Regions from separate parts of the Homo sapiens genome. Here region 2 is linked to region 1. A link is a loop called in an ENCODE intact Hi-C map of the cell type or tissue named here. Cell type or tissue: K562. All regions are shown on one strand.

What was found. Hi-C counts contacts between places; a loop is a spot of excess contacts. Peaks named below come from ENCODE experiments on the same cell type or tissue, not always from the same donor. Only the 100,000 strongest peaks of a DNase experiment are listed, where the experiment ranks them.
Region 2: it touches region 1 in a loop (2.9-fold over the local background); 4 of 110 quality-filtered maps call a loop at or near these places.

Annotation. Positions count from the first base shown.
Region 1 is chr13:28,310,404-28,318,403 of GRCh38, reverse strand. FLT1 (fms related receptor tyrosine kinase 1) reads left to right here. Exons shown (of 30, transcript NM_002019.4): 25 at 807-906; 26 at 6,306-6,411; 27 at 6,672-6,814. It overlaps LOC124903141 (a long non-coding RNA gene), which reads right to left and starts at 5,643. Exons shown (of 3, transcript XR_007063736.1): 1 at 5,557-5,643; 2 at 4,624-4,797. In K562, a CTCF peak has its summit at 4,619 (motif pointing left); no DNase peak of the experiment used is centred here.
Region 2 is chr13:28,054,875-28,062,874 of GRCh38, reverse strand. FLT3 (fms related receptor tyrosine kinase 3) reads left to right here. Exons shown (of 24, transcript NM_004119.3): 3 at 806-1,008; 4 at 5,413-5,528. Among named protein-coding and RNA genes, the nearest start is that of FLT3, 42 kb to the left of the region's middle. In K562, a CTCF peak has its summit at 3,461 (motif pointing left); a DNase peak (open chromatin) is centred at 3,434; H3K27me3 peaks cover 1,645 bases.

The DNA of each region.
Region 1 (8,000 bases):
AATCCTGGGCAGTAAAGCTGGCAGAAGGCAAAGCCTAGGCCTCTCTGGCGCCCTTAGGTCTGCAGACTCCTGGCCACGGGCAGCCCCCACCCCATTCCACTCCATTCAGCCCAGCCCTGGAGCGCAAAGCCCCCCTTCCCTCAGGCCTGTCACAACTCCTAGAGCCCTGGTACTATAGGAAGGTTGCAAGAAAGTGAATTAAAGTCATTCCCACTCAAGTGTGAATGATTCCTATGTAGCCTATCCCAAGTCTATTGGCTTTTTAAAAAGAAGCCCAAGCCAAGTGTGGTGATGGTGAGCACCTGGAGTCCCAGCTGCTCGGGAGGCTGAGGTGGGAGGATTGCTTGAGCCCAGGAGTTCGAGGCTGCAGTGAGCTAAGATCATGCCACCACACTCCAGCCTGGTGACAGAGGGAGACCCGTCTCTTCAAAAAAAACAAAAGCTCACTAACCCAAAGGATGAGTCTCTAATGATGGGACTTCTTTAGTTACTTGTGGGGAGAAGGCAAGGACCCTTCAGACGACACCCCTTCCTCTGACCACACAGGCAGAAGTAGCCATAGGAATAGCCTGTGAGCACCAGGTGCCCCGCACCATGTGACCACCCAACCAAGCGGGTGTCCTTAGCAAGGATTTGCTGAGCTTCTCTGTGTGTTGTACGGTATGTTGAGATCTGTTGTAATCCCTGGGAATTTATTACTAAAACGTAGCTTTAAAGGGAGGAAAGAAACACTGAATTGTCCCCTCTTGGTCTTTTGTACCCTTAAGCCATAACAGGCCCTGTGTTTTCCACATTGTCTCCCGCAGGTGGGTCTCCATACCCAGGAGTACAAATGGATGAGGACTTTTGCAGTCGCCTGAGGGAAGGCATGAGGATGAGAGCTCCTGAGTACTCTACTCCTGAAATGTGAGCCCTTGGTGCCCTCTGCTCCCCATCTGACAGCTCGCTTTTCACCAGGGCATTCCTGAGAGGGGATGTTTTATGGATTCTTAGAGTCCCAGTCTTGGAAGATGCCAAGGTTCTTCTTTCCTTTAGAGATGCTCCCCTCAGCCCATCAGGCCCAGATATGCTGGGAGTGTTTTCTTGCAGTGGGGCACGTGGCCCTTGACCCATCCCTACCTATTTCCTGTCCTGACCACTGACATGACTTTTCAAGGGCTCTAGCTGGGAACTGAAGTTAGAAATTCAGTTTCTAGGTATGAATCCAGGCAAAACAAACAGACCACCCAGGAACTGAATGCAAGACCTTGGCCTCACTCACGGAGTGGGAGCCAAACAGGCCTAGCAGCCCCAGGGATGGAGGGCTAGACCTTGGTCTTGTGACCAGTCCTGTGTCTGCACAGAACACCCGTGAGGGGGTTGATGTGGTCTGCAGAACAGGTCTTGGAGAGGAAAAGGGGAACTTCCTGATGTCATGATTATGCTTCACAGAAGGCTTTGTGGGCAATACAACTTCTTTAGAATCCTTTGGGAGGAATAGGGGCCGGGCGCAGTGGCTCACATGTGTAATCCCAGCACTTTGGGAGGCAGAGGCGGGCGGATCACTTGAGGTCAGGAGTTCGAGACTAGCCTGGCCGACATGGTGAAACCCCGTCTCTACTAAAAATACAAAAGTTAGCCGGGCCTGGTGGCAGCTACTTGGGAGGCTGAGGCATGAGAATCACTTGAGCCTATGAAGCGGAGATTGCAGTGAGCCAAGATCACGCCACTGCACTCCAACCTGGGTGACAGAGTGAGATTATGTCTCAAAAAAAAAAAAAAAAAAGAACCTTTTAGGAATAGGCCCAGCAGCTGTCTGAAGCTGCCTGGTCAGATGGCTTTTCGGGTGTCCATGTGAGGCTTTCTCCACTGTGCAAATTGCACTTGCTTGCCTGTCTTGGACACTTTTTTTCCTGGGGCTTTGTGGATGTTTTGCACTTTGAGGCCTGAGCAGGAATGTGATGACACTTGCACTTTTGTGGAGCTGCTGACAAGGACTTGGGCCTCCCTGAGGCGGCACCACCTTTCCTGAACTGGCAGGGGCCCTCCCATTCCACCCACACAATGGGGTCCTGTCAGAAGCCCTGGCTGGCCTTTCAGAAGGAATCAGAGGGAATGCAGGAAGTGTGGGCTTGGCCAAAGGGCAAAGTCACTGTCTCTTTCCTTCATCATCTCGGGGTAAGGGTAGGTCAGACCCAGGATGGGGAACTGGACGAGGTGGACAGGAGACTCAGGCCCAACAGCAGGGCTGGGGAGCTCTGCCTGAGCGTAGGGAAGCGGGAGGGGACCTGTTCTTGTCACTGGTGCGTGGTGTCCTCATCAGAAAAGTACAGGGAGCTGAGGCAAGGCCTGTTTCTGAGAGCTGGGGATAGAGCTAGATGATTAACTTTATGATTTTCTAAGTGTTTTCCCACACATAGTCTCATTTGAAGTTCCCAGAGACCTTGAGGGGTGGTCAGGGCAGCTATTGTAATCTGAATTTAGCAAGTAATGAAACTGAGATGCCGAGAACTGAAGCAATGTGCCGTCTGTCAGCTGAGAAGCAAAGGAGACATTTAGAACCCAAGCCTCTGGACTGATGTCCCTAGACCACGGCTGATGAATTAGGAACAGACCCCACGTTCCTCAGTAGAAATGCTTCTCTGATATGGCCACTCATGCTTTGAATTAAATATGTCCTTCCAATCTTCATATAGTCTGAAAATCTCGAGAAAGTTCTCAATTACACTAATAGTTGTTATTATTAAATAACAATATTTTTACATCAAAATAAATGCAAAACAGTATGAAATTAAGTTTTATTTTTACTTCCATATAAATTCTAAATAGTATGAAATTAGTTTAGTTGGGTTTTTTTGTTTGTTTTTTTGAGATAGTGTCTCGCTCTGTTGTCCAGGCTAGAGTGCAGTGGCGTGATCTCAGCTCACTGCAACCTCCACCTCCTGAGTTCAAGTCATTCTTTTTCCTCAGCCTACTGAGTTGCTGGGACTACAGGCATGTGCCACCACGCCTGGCTAATTTTTATATTTTTTTGTAGAGATGGGGTTTCTCCATGTTGGCCAGGCTGGTCTCGAACTCCTGAGCTCAAGTGATCCACTGGCCTTGGCCTCCCAAAGTGTTGGGATTACAGGCGTGAGCCTCCATGCCTGGCCTGAAATTAGTTTTTATTATAACAGTATTGAATAGTACTGATTAAATAGTTATTTGGTGCTTATAAGTGCCACTATTTTAAGCATTAATTTATTTAATGCTCATAACAGTCCTATAAAGTAGGACTACCATGATCCCCATTTCACAGATGAGAAAACAGGCACCGCACATGTAAGTGATTTGCTCAAGCCTGCGTTGGTAATAAGCGAATTCAGCTTGAGTCCAGAGTCCACAGCACCATCCTACACTGCTGCAGAGTGTGTTTCCCATTCATACCCAGGCTGTGGTCGCAAATAACTCAGAGGTACAAAGTCACATCAGCTTTGGACCAAAAACTGCTTTGGACTTTCTCAAACCTTCAAGTCTTTACATAAACCTCGCTCAGGTAGCTCCCGTGCCTCAGGTGACCTAGAGAGAGTGGTATGGTTCCTTAATTCTGAGGAGGGAGAGATTTTAGAAATTTTAAAAAGTAAGAAGCTCTGTGAAATATTTCCTCAGAAGGCCAGACTTCAAACCTTCAGCCATTTTCTCCAGCATGTGAAAGCTGATGGAGTAATTTCCTTCTTGTTTGTTCTAACAGTAGGAAGGGCTGGGTGAGGACCAAGTGCAGCTTCTCAGAACTGGGATTCTGTGATCTGAACTTGGCCTAAAGCGGTGTGTATTTGGGAACTTGGGTGATAGCTTGGAAAGAAAACTTTCTGGGGGCCCCTCATCCCCAGCTTGGATGCAAGCTAATGTCTCATAACTTTACTAAACCCATTTACTTAGTGGTACAAAATCTTGTAACATTGAGTTGTTGGTTCCTGGCCCAGATACTGTTGAATCAGATGTCTTTCAATAAGGGAATAAGCAATGAATTTTTTTATTTTTTTTTTCTTTTCATTTGATGTTTGCTGAGATGATTTGCATTGGATTTTAGGCAAGAAGAGTGGAAACTAGAAATCGGAATCCAAGAGTCAAAAGTAACAAACAGCAAGTGGTTGTAGATGGTTCCGTTTACGAGTGTCAGCAGGGAAACTAGGGAGTGTCCTGCTCAGGATGGTGCATCTCCCAGACAGCAGCTTGATCCTGTGGGGAGACGATGGTGCAGGAGGAGACGAGCCCAGAGCCTCTGCCTGAAGGCCTCTCTTTGGAGCCCAGCCTCAACCTCCCAGGCTCAAGTGATCCTCCCGCCTCAGCCTCCTGTACTACAGGGACTACAGGCATGCATCACCATGCTTGACTAATTCTTGTATTTTTTTGTGGAGATAAAGTCTCACTATGTTGTCCAGGACGATCTTGAACTCCTGACCTCAAACGATTGTCCCACCATGGCCTCCCAAAGCATTGGGACTACAGGTGTGAGCCACCACACCCGGATTCTTCTTTTTTTTTTTTTTTTTTTTTACCTCCCTGTATTCTTACTGCCTTTGGCAGCCACCTCATATACTTTGAAACAAAATAGAAATATACTTAAGAGATATCTGGAGCCATTGGCGCCCCCTAAAGGCATACCTCTAAGAAGTGTCAGAGGGAGGATATGAACTAGGGTTTCTCAGGTTTTTTCCCCAGCAACCGCCATCTCCCAGCACAAGTAATGTCTGCAGTACAGCTGAAGAATTCACAGAAGGAGCAGAGTTATCTCTTCCCGGAGACCAGTCTGACTTCTTTTAGCAGATATTTATTGCCCTGTGGTAGGCGAGAGGTGTGGAAATGAGGCCCAGCCCACATAGTGCTTACAGCCCAATTCCCACCCAGAGCCAAATTCGGAGCCCATTCAGGTTTGAGTGTAAGTCAGAGTCCCTTCTCATCCAGACCATCTTCTGAGAGAAGAGTTAACATATAATAAACATCCCTTGAAGAGCACAAGGTTCAAGAAGAATCAATTCTTAATGCAGTGTGTGTATGGACCTCTGGCCTGTGTTTTTCAGAGAGGGCGGTAGGTACAGACCTCGATTCCGTGCAGACATGACCAAGAGAGGAGCCTGATACCTTTACATCTAAAATGTAAAGAAGAGGCCGGGCGCAGTGGCTCACGCCTGTAATCCCAGAACTTTGGGAGGCCGAGGCTGGTGAATCAATTGAGGCCAGGAGTTCGAGACCAGCCTGGAAAACATGATAAAACCCCATCTCTACTAAAAATACAAAAATTAACCAGGTGTGGTGGTGGGTGCCTGTGATCCCAGCTACTCAGGAGGCTAAGGCAGGAGGATCGCTTGAACCTGGGAGCCGGAGGTTGCAGTAAGCTGAGATCATGGCACTGCACTCCAGCCTGGATGACAGAGTGAGACTCTGCATCAAAATAAAAATAAAAATAAAAATAAAAATAAAAATAAAAATAAAATGTAAGAGAAGAATCACAGAGGAGTCTGTTGACATTGGAATCCCAGGACAAGATTTGACCTCTGTGCTATTAAGACAAATGTTTTCATTATCCAGGAGCCCAACCTGTGCTGTGTGCCTTGAGTGGTGGGAGGCCAGTTTGTAACAGCGGCTTTGCAGTGCTGGGGGAGAATGATCAGCTACACACAGGAACCTTGCTCACAGCCCCGGAAACTCCACACTGTGGGCTTCACCTTCTGGAAGTGACAAAGTCATGTACGCAGGACCTTCCCCACCAGTCTCCACTGCTGAGCCCATAAAGGGAGGTGTGAGGACTTGGAAATGCCACATGCTTTTTAAGAAGCCAGCTCAAACCAACCTTTGTTACAACTCGAGAATGAAATAAGTACTACAAACTATTCAGCCATTGATATTTATGGCTGTATGACTTTTTTTTTTTTTAACTTTAAGGACATCGTCCTACTTCTGTAAGTGTGGGGAGGAGTACTCCACTTCACATTGAACTGCAGTGAGCGGTGGGGTTTCCTTTCCGAATTGCTGTGTTTCATTCACAGAACTCAGACCTTCCATCTGCAGAGGCCACAGGCACAACAAAGAACCTGGGTATCCATGAGCTCTGGTGGGTTGGTTAGTCTGCCTTGGTAGACGTGTTTTCCACTGACCACAGGACCTGGCCCAGACAGCCTTTTAAGTGCTGGTGCTATAAACCCAAACCTAAAAATGAAGCAGGGTCACATAGTACAGAAAGCTTGGGCTTTATGCGGATGATGACAGCCCTCCCTTTGTAGTACGTAAGGCAATGCATAGGATGATCACTGCTCTCCAACTATTTCTGTTGCTGTTTTCCCCACCAGCTATCAGATCATGCTGGACTGCTGGCACAGAGACCCAAAAGAAAGGCCAAGATTTGCAGAACTTGTGGAAAAACTAGGTGATTTGCTTCAAGCAAATGTACAACAGGTAAAACTAAATTTATTTACATCAAAATGCCTTTGAATGTACGTCAGGGGGGCATTTTATTTGTTTTTTTTTTAAGAGCTATTAATATAATAGCTGAGATCAGAAGTTTAAAAAAAGGGTGTGTGTGTGTGTATACAGAATTATCTTCTCAAAACACAACCAAGATTGTGCAAATGACATAGTCAAAGTTGACATAATGGTTCATAGAAATTGTTGAAGTCAGAATTGGTGCAACGAGAGCTCTACCTTTGGTATTTTAGGATGGTAAAGACTACATCCCAATCAATGCCATACTGACAGGAAATAGTGGGTTTACATACTCAACTCCTGCCTTCTCTGAGGACTTCTTCAAGGAAAGTATTTCAGCTCCGAAGTTTAATTCAGGAAGCTCTGATGATGTCAGGTAAGATTTCTTTCTCAAACTTTATATCACAGAATTTTCCAACAAAAAAAAGAAGGAAAGAAAGACGAAAGAGAAAGAAAGACGAAAGAGAGAAAGAAAGAGAGAAAGAAAGAAAGAGAGAAAGAAAGAAAGAAAGATTATGTTGATCACCACCCATATGCCCATCCCCTAAATTCAACTGTTAACATTTTGCCCTATTTTGTCTATTATACTCTCTATGATTGTGTTTGTTACGGATTTTTCTTTTTGCCAAACCATTTAAAAGGAGGCTTAAGGCATAATAGCACTTTACTCCTAAATACTTTAGTATACATTTTGGAAGAAGGCTATTGTTGCTGGGCACAGTGGCTCGTGCCTGTAATCGCAGCACTTTGGGAGACTGAGGTGGGAGGATCACTTGAGCCTAGGAGTTCAAAATCTGCCTCGGCAACATAGAGAGACCTCATCTTACTAAAAATTTAAAAATTAGCCGGGTGTGGTGGTGGGCACCTGTAGTCCCAGCTACTCAGGAGGCTGAGGTTGGAGGATCACTTGAGCCCAGGAGATGGAGGCTGCAGTGGGCTATGATTATGTGACTGCACTCAAAGAAGGACATTCTCCTGTGTAAACCACACCAAAATTATCGCACCAAATAAATTCCTTAATGCCATCTAATAGTCAGATTTCCATAATTCCACCCAAGTGTCTTTACATGTTTTTTTTAAAAGCAGGATCCAATTAAGAATAACAGATTACATTTTCTTAAGTTTCTTGTCTATCTTATTCTAGAACCTTCCCCCATCTTTTCTTTTCCCCATTACATTGAATTTTTTGGTGAAACCTTAGATAAAACTAAACAAACAAAGCGAGCTGTGTTTTCATTTGTTTTGCTTTGTTTTGACCTAACAAACGCATCTATCCCGTATTACTGCAGAGGGAATTGGAGAAGGGGCAAGGCAAGGGAACAAATATGTACTGTGGCCACTGCTGGCCCGGGGACTGCACTTCAGGACTGATAGTTAGGCGTGCACGAAACCTGGGCAGGGATGACGGTTACACAGACAAGTGCTGGGTCTGGCAAGGTGCTAGGCTTTTTCCATGTATCAACTCCTCTTACGCCCAGAGCAGTCTTGGGAAGAACATATCATTCCCGTTACACAAATGGGGACCTTAAGGCTCCCAGAAGGAAGGCTTGCCGAAACTGTGT
Region 2 (8,000 bases), 260 kb after region 1:
TTCTAAGGGCAGTGAGCAAGAATCTGCTCCAGGCCTCTCTCCTTGGTTGGAAGATGGCTGTCTTTCTGTTCACATGGTGTTCTTACTGTCTGTGTATCTGCCTTCAAATCTCCTCTTTTTTTTTTTTTTTTGAGACAGAGTTTCACTCTGTTGCCCAGTCTGGAGTGCAGTGGCGCGATCTCAGCTCGCTGCAACCGCTGCCTCCCATGTTCAAGCCATTCTCCTGCCTCAGCCTCCCGTGGAGCTGGGATTACAGGTGCCAACCACCACTTCCAGCTTATTTTTTGTATTTTTAGTAGACATAGGGTTTCACCATGTTGGCCAGGCTGGTCTTGAATTCCTGACTTCAAGTGATCTGCCTGCCTCCGCGTCCCAAAGTGCTAGGATTGCAGGTGTGAGCCACCGTGCCCTGCCTCCTCTTCTTATAAGGACACGAGTCATACTGGATTTAGGCCCACCCTAATGACCCATTTTAACTTGATTACCACTGTAAAGACCATCTCCAAATAAAGTTGCATTTGAGGGTTAGGACTTCAACATATGAACTTGCAGAGGTAGGGGGACACACGCCATGACAGTCCGTACAACATTTTAGAAATGCAGCCCAATGTTATTTATCTTTTCTTTAGAGAATTATAATTAATAGGACCTTCAGTCGGCAACGTGTTCTCAGTGGGTTCCAGCTTGTGTGGGTGTTGCGTGCAGTGTGTCAGCATGCATATGTTTGATAAAGTTTTGATGTGAAGAAGGGGAGGCCTTAGACCTGCAGTTTTCATGAATTCACTTTGTTCTATCTGCAACGTAGGTATCAGAATCCCCGGAAGACCTCGGGTGTGCGTTGAGACCCCAGAGCTCAGGGACAGTGTACGAAGCTGCCGCTGTGGAAGTGGATGTATCTGCTTCCATCACACTGCAAGTGCTGGTCGACGCCCCAGGGAACATTTCCTGTCTCTGGGTCTTTAAGCACAGCTCCCTGAATTGCCAGCCACATTTTGATTTACAAAACAGGTAAGTGGAGGAATACCTTCTTGACATAAAATGTGGTTCATTTGGAATTTTGTTTCAAGTTTCTGTTCATGTTTATTGTAAACCTTTTTTTTTTGTGAGTCAGGGTCTCTCTCTGTCACCCAGGCTGGAGTAGAGTGGCACAATCTTGTCTCACTGTAGCCTCGACCTTCCAAGCTCAAGTAATCCCCCCACCCCAGTCCTCCCAAGTAGCTGGGACTACAGGCGCGTGCCACCACACCCAGCTAATTTTTTAAATTTTTTCTAGGCACCATGGTTTTTCACCATGTTGCCAAGGCTGGTCTTGAGCTCCTGGGTTTAAGCGATCCACCCACCTCAGCCTTCAAAAGTACCGGGATTACAGGTGTGAGTCACTGCGCCTGGCCTCGGCCTGTTTTTTGTAACTCTTATCTTCAGTGAAATAATGAACTAAAAATACAGTTAGGGCATCAATACATGACATTATATATCTGTCAAATCTCATAGGATGTATAACACAAAAAATGAACCCTAATGCGAACTATCTCGCTCTGTCATCCAGGCTGGAGTGCAGTGGCCTGGTCTTGGCTCACTGAAACTTCTGTTTCCCAGGTTAAAGTAATTCTCCTGTCTTAGCCTCCTGAATATCGGGGATCACAGGCGCACACCACCACACCCAGCTAATTTTTGTATTTTTAGTAGAGATGGGGTTTCACCATGTTGGCCAGGCTGGCTTCGAACTCCTGACCTCAGATGATCCTCCCACCTCGGCCTCCCAAAGTACTGGAATTACAGGCATGAGCCACCGTGCCCGGCCCAAACTATGAACTTTAAAATTGGTTCATCAATTGTAACAAACATATCACACCTATACAAGATGTTAATAATAAGGGAAACTGTGTGTGGAGGGAAGGGCATATATGGCATCTTTCTGTGTCTTCTGCTCAATTTTCCTGTAAGTCTAAAACTCTCTAAAAAGTAAAGTTGGTTGGGTGCAGTGGCTCATGCCTGTAATCCCAGCACTTTGGGAGGCCGAGGTGGGAGGATCACCTGAGGTCAGGAGTTCGAGACCAGCCTGGACAACATGGTGAAACCCCATCTCTACTAAAAATAAAAAAATTAGCCTGGCATAGTGGTGCGGGCCTGTAATCACAGCTACTTGGGAGGCTGAGGCAGGAGAATAGCTTGAAGCCCAGAGGGGGATGTTCGGTGAGCCGATGTCACGCCACTGCACTCCAACCTGAGAGGCAAGAGTGAGACTCCGTCTCAAAAAAAAGAAAAAAAGAAACAAGTCTATTAAGTTAAACCTATACACACAGACACATATATAAGTATATAGAAAGCAGTGAGTGGCTGGCAAAATGTAAAACAAATAGTGAAAAGAATATCTAGGATTTTTTTTCCTTTTTCTTTTTTTTTTTTTTAAATATTTTTACCTTATTTACAATTAAGAATTTTTTTTTTTTTTTGAGGCAGAGTTTTGCTCTGTCTCCCAGGATGGAGTGCAGTGGCACGATCTCACCTCACTGCAACCTCTGCCTCCCAGCTGCAAGCAATTCTCGTGCCTCAGCCTCCTGAGTAGCTGGGATTACAAGCACCCACCACCATTCCTGGCTAATGTTTTTTGTTTTCATTTTTTTTTTTTTTTTTGTATTTTTAGTAGAGACAGGGTTTCATCATGTTGGCCAGTCTGATCTCAAACTCCTGACCTCAGGTGATCCACTCACCTCAGCCTCCCAAAGTGCTGGGATTACAGGCGTGAGCCACCGCACTGGGTCTATTTGGGATTTTTTAAGTGTCTTGTTTTTTAGTTGGATATCATGTTAAAGATAAAATTTAGAAAGTTTTCATTTCATTCTTGTTAGTGTAGCAAGAAATTTCTTTTTTAAATTTATTTATTTATTTATTTATTTATTTATTTATTTATTTATTGAGGCAGAGTCTTGCTCTATTGCCAGGCTGGAGTGCAGTGGCATGATCTTGGCTCACTGCAACCTCCTCCTCCTGGGTTCAAGCAATTCTCCTGCCTCAGCCTCCCGAGTAGCTGGGATTACAGGCACCTGCCACCACGCCCAGCTAATGTTTGTATTTTTAATAGCGGTGGGGTTTCACCATGTTGGACAAGATGGTCTCCGTCTTTTGACCTCTTGATCTGCCCACCTCGGCCTCCCAAAGTGCTGGGATTACAGGCATGAGCCACAGCATCCAGCCAAGAAATTCTTTAAAAAAAAATTTTTTTAAAGGAAATTTATTCTTGGGAAATGCTTGGGAAAAGAACATTTGATCTTATCTATTTTGTTTCACAATATGATAAGCAGAATTGCAATGTTATGTGCTATCTACAGATTATTTAGTAAGACATTGATCTGTCTGTGAGGAACATCGATCTCATCCAGAAAAATGTCTTAGCCAAGATGTGTGGGTAATGTCCTAACCCTGTATAGCTCTATGCTGATTGCTGCCCCCTGCTGTCCTTGTCCTCTTGCCGAAATGAGATGGGGCAAAGGACATAGGTCAATTAAATGCCCTCTTAACGCAGCCTTTCTTTTACATTCTTGTGGCTGTCCTGTTGTCCCTTAGGTGTAGAGAAGGCACGCGCTTTCCAGGAACTATGTAGTAAACAGTACCCAAATGGCCTGCAAGGGGTATCGGGCCCCTTGATAGGGTCTTGGAGAACGTCTCTGTGATCAACTTGTACCAGTTATTTGTATTTGTTTTTAAGGTCAAATACATTCTTCTCTTAAGTGATTTGCAGGACAGTGAGTATAGTTCTGAAGTTGAGTTCTAAATCTTGGAACGCATTCATTTTCCTTTCCTCTTTTGCGATTGTATTACTCACTTCTTGTTTTTTGGCTGCAAATGTGCTGGGATTACAGGCGTGAGCCACAGTGCCAGCCACATTTTTTCTTTTTATTGGGAAGGCATCTCAATATGTTGCCCAGGTTAGTCTTGAACTCATGGCCTCAAGTGATCCTCCTACCTCGCCTCCCAAACTTCTGCGACTGCAGACGTGGTGGCTCATGCCAGGCGAATGGTTCAGAGAAAAAAAGCATATCATCAAAATAGATCTGCAGAAGCAAATCAAGTATATATCCTGCTAATTGACTGTGTTTAAGAATGCAGGCCCATGTTCTATTGAACCTGCTTGCTGCTTTAAAGCAGGGCTTCTCGAATATAACCTGTATTTGGATTGCCTGGGGATCTTGTTTAAAATGCAGATTCTGATGAGTAGGTCTCAGTGGGACCTGAGATTCTACATCTTTGTCAACTCCCAGCTGATGCTAACACTGTTAGAGAAAGACTACACTTTGCACAGTTAAGGGTCTAAAGGTCAGAAAGTGTGAACTTATTTTATTATTTTATTTTATTTTATTTTTTGAGATGGAGTTTCAATCTTGTTGCCCAGGCTGGAGTGCAATGGCATGATCTTGGCTCACCGCAACCTCCGCCTCCCGGGTTCAAGCAATTCTCCTGCCTCAGCCTCCTGAGTAGCTGGGATTACAGGCATGCGCCACCCCACCCAGCTAATTTTGTATTTTTAGTAGACAGGGTTTCTCCATGTTGGTCAGGCTGGTCTTGAATTCCCGACCTCAGGTGATCCACCCACTTCAGCCTCCCAAAGTGCTGGGATTACAGGCATGAGCCACTGTACCTGGCCGTTTTTTTTTTTGTTTTTTTTTTTTAATTTTTAAAAAATAGAGGTAGGGTCTCACTATGTGGCCCAGGCTGGTCTTGACCTCCTGGGCTCAAGTGATCTGCCAGCCTTGGCCTCCCAAAGTTCTGGGATTACATGTGTGAGCCACTGCACCCAGCTTACTGTGCTTTTGTTGTTGTTTTTTCAGTTTTTTTTTGAGACGGAGTTTCACTCTTGTCACCCAGGCTGGAGTGCAGTGGTGCGACCTGAGCTTGCTGCAGCCTTTACCTCCTGGGTTCAAGCAATTCTCCTGCCTCAGTGTCCTGAGTAGCTGGGATTACAGGCGCCTGCGCCATTCTCAGCTAATTTTTGTATTTTTAATAGAGACAGGGTTTCACCATGTTGGCCAGGCTGGTCTCGAACTCCTGACCTCAGGTGATCTGCCTGCCTCGGCTTCCCAAAGTTCTGAGATTACAGGTATGAGCCACCGCACCCGGCCTCCTGTGTGTTTTTAGATGGGAGTTTTCGATCCTAGAAGCTCAGAGAAGGTGAGATGATGGCACCGGAATGGAGCTCTCCCACCCTCAAGGGGAGGACTGGTTAAAAGTCAGGGTTCAACGAGCAACGCCCAGGCTGAGTGCTGGGCACATGACAGAAGCTGTGTTCTCCACAGAGCGGCTTCCGTGCCAGTCGGGGAACGCTGGAGTACCAAACTGCCTTTTTAGTCACTATGAAATTTTGTTTTTAGTTTCACACATTTTCCAAAATAACTAGTTCTCTTTCCTGTTTTGCAGAGGAGTTGTTTCCATGGTCATTTTGAAAATGACAGAAACCCAAGCTGGAGAATACCTACTTTTTATTCAGAGTGAAGCTACCAATTACACAATATTGTTTACAGTGAGTATAAGAAGTAAGTCCAGCCTGCTACTAGTATTCCAGCCTGGAATACCACAATATTTCAAAGGAGTGGTTTAGAACCCGTTAGCTTGACCAGCTCCTCTAGACATATTCAGGTTTCCCTTGATACGTAGTTGGATTGATTAGATTCCTGTCAACCCTCTGTAGAACCTATAGAGAACTGAGAATCACTGATGAATCACTGATGTGTGCCGTGGGCTCTCAGAATGTGACTGCTGCTAAAAACGCCTGGGACGTCCTCTGTTCAGTAGCAGATGGCTGACAGGGAAGAAATGGAAAACATTTTGACCTTGGAATCAGAAGACCTCTGTTCTAATTCTGGTTCTGATACTACCACCTATGGCAGGTCACAATTTCTCTGAGCCCCGATTTCCTTATTGGTAAAATGAGGATAAAAATACGTACCTCACAGGATTGGAAGGTCTCAGCGTGATCCAATAGAACTTTCTGAGATGATGAAAATGATCTTGTCTGTTCTTTCCAATACAGTAGCCACTGGCCACATGGGGCTGTTGAACACTTGAAAGGTGGCTAAGGTGACTGAGGAACTAAAGTTTTAATTTTATTTAATTTTAATTTGTTAAAATTGGAATGTAAATAGCCCCATGCAGCTAGGGGCTACTGTGTTGGACAGCGCGGGCCCACATGCGTGCTAGACCATATGCAAACTGTAAGGAACGGTCCAGATGTTCTGACCAAGGGAGGCAGCTGTGCAGTTGGCAGAGGCACCACCTGCGTGTGCTTTCTGGCTTCTCCTTGTTTCGTCCCCATCATGCACAGACTCCGTGCTATGCACACTGAACTTGCTGCTTCGCCTTCCATGACCAAGAAGGACTAAAGGTGTCTGCATTCACTTAGGTCCTCGTGCCTTTAGGGGCCAGTGCAGTGCTCCAAAAACCCTGGGTTAATATCACTTGAAATTAGGTCCCCCCGACACATTGACACAACTTGCCAGGCTCCCCTCTTCCTTGTCAGTGACTAAATGTCCGGCCCACAGAGGTGCCCTGGGTCAGGAGTAACCACAACTGCCCTTTGCTGAAGATCTTCTGCCTGTTTCATCTCAGATGCTCACAGCGATCCTGCATGCATGTAGATGAGAAAACAGCCCCTCTGAGAGGTGTGGTGGTGGGCACAGCTGGAGGCTTTCTGCACCACACTGCCCTGGGTCTTGTGTGAGAATGTGTGGGTCTTGCTGTCAAAGCTACTAACAGAAGAGAGCACGCAAGAGTCCCAGAAGCATCATCTTACTGGGGTTGGGGGTGGAGTAAGGTTCTAAAGTCAGCCTGTAAGGTATACATGAGCTAAAGTCAAAATTACCCAAAATTTATTCTGGAAAGTCCTTTAATTACTCTGAAAATGATAGGACCAGAGCCCTACAAGCTCCAAAGCCGAGAATCACCTTATGTTGCTCTTTAATGTCGGTCATGTTCCCTGCCCCCTTTCTAGTCCCTCACCGCCTCTGTGGGACAGTAAATACGTGCCCCAGGTTGGATGAAGCTAGGACGTTTCTTGTTCTCTACTTCTCTTCCTCTTTCTCCTTTTTTCTCTCCTTTTAAAATTTTCTTGCCAAGTATAAACAGTTGTATAAGGTAAGTGGGCATCTGCTGTGTCTCTGTTATACTTAGGGTATATTCCTTTCACTTAAGATTTACAATGTAAAAATGTAACAACAGTTATTCAGGTAAATTATAACTTATTTTTAGCATTCTGCAAGGTGGTGGGATCCAAAAAATAGGTGGGAGAGATGTGGCAACAGTCAGTGTGAAAAAGAGGAAAGGGTTTAGTCAACCACAAGCTCAGTATTAACCACCAGCGTGGCATGGTTGCCAAAAAAGTAAATTTGAACCTTGGCAGTGTTCATGAAAATATAACGTCTAAATTAAGGAAATTAATAGAAGCTTATTCATTTCAGTTCTACTTTTTTAAAGATGAATACTGACAAAATGAGCAACCAGGATAGTGGAAAACTTGGAATTCTTTAAATTAGGAGCAGTTGAAGGAATTGGGAATGTGTAGTATATAGAAGGAAATGTTTTGAGGAGACGATAAGATTGATTGCAGTGTAATGCAGAGGAAATTCTTTTGGGATTTGAGTCAGGAAACCTGAGCTAACTAGTTAAAGTACCTTGTATGGTAATTATCTCCCTTGATCTCGGTTTCTGATTTTAAATATTTGAAAGATTTTCATATGGAATCAAAGCTAGACTTTAAAAAAGTTGCTCTAGAGGATATGATAAGAACCAATTGTTAGAAATTACAGGGAGAAAAAGTAAAAATCACCTCAAGATGGGAAAAAATACTTGCAGTTCACAATCAACAAAGGATTAATAGTCATAATATGTAAAGTCAATAAGATAAACAATCTATATAAGTCAATAAGTCAATAAGAAAAACGAACAAAATGAAAACCTAGTAGAGCAATGAACAAAGGACATGAGTAGGCATTTCATTTTTGGAACATGAA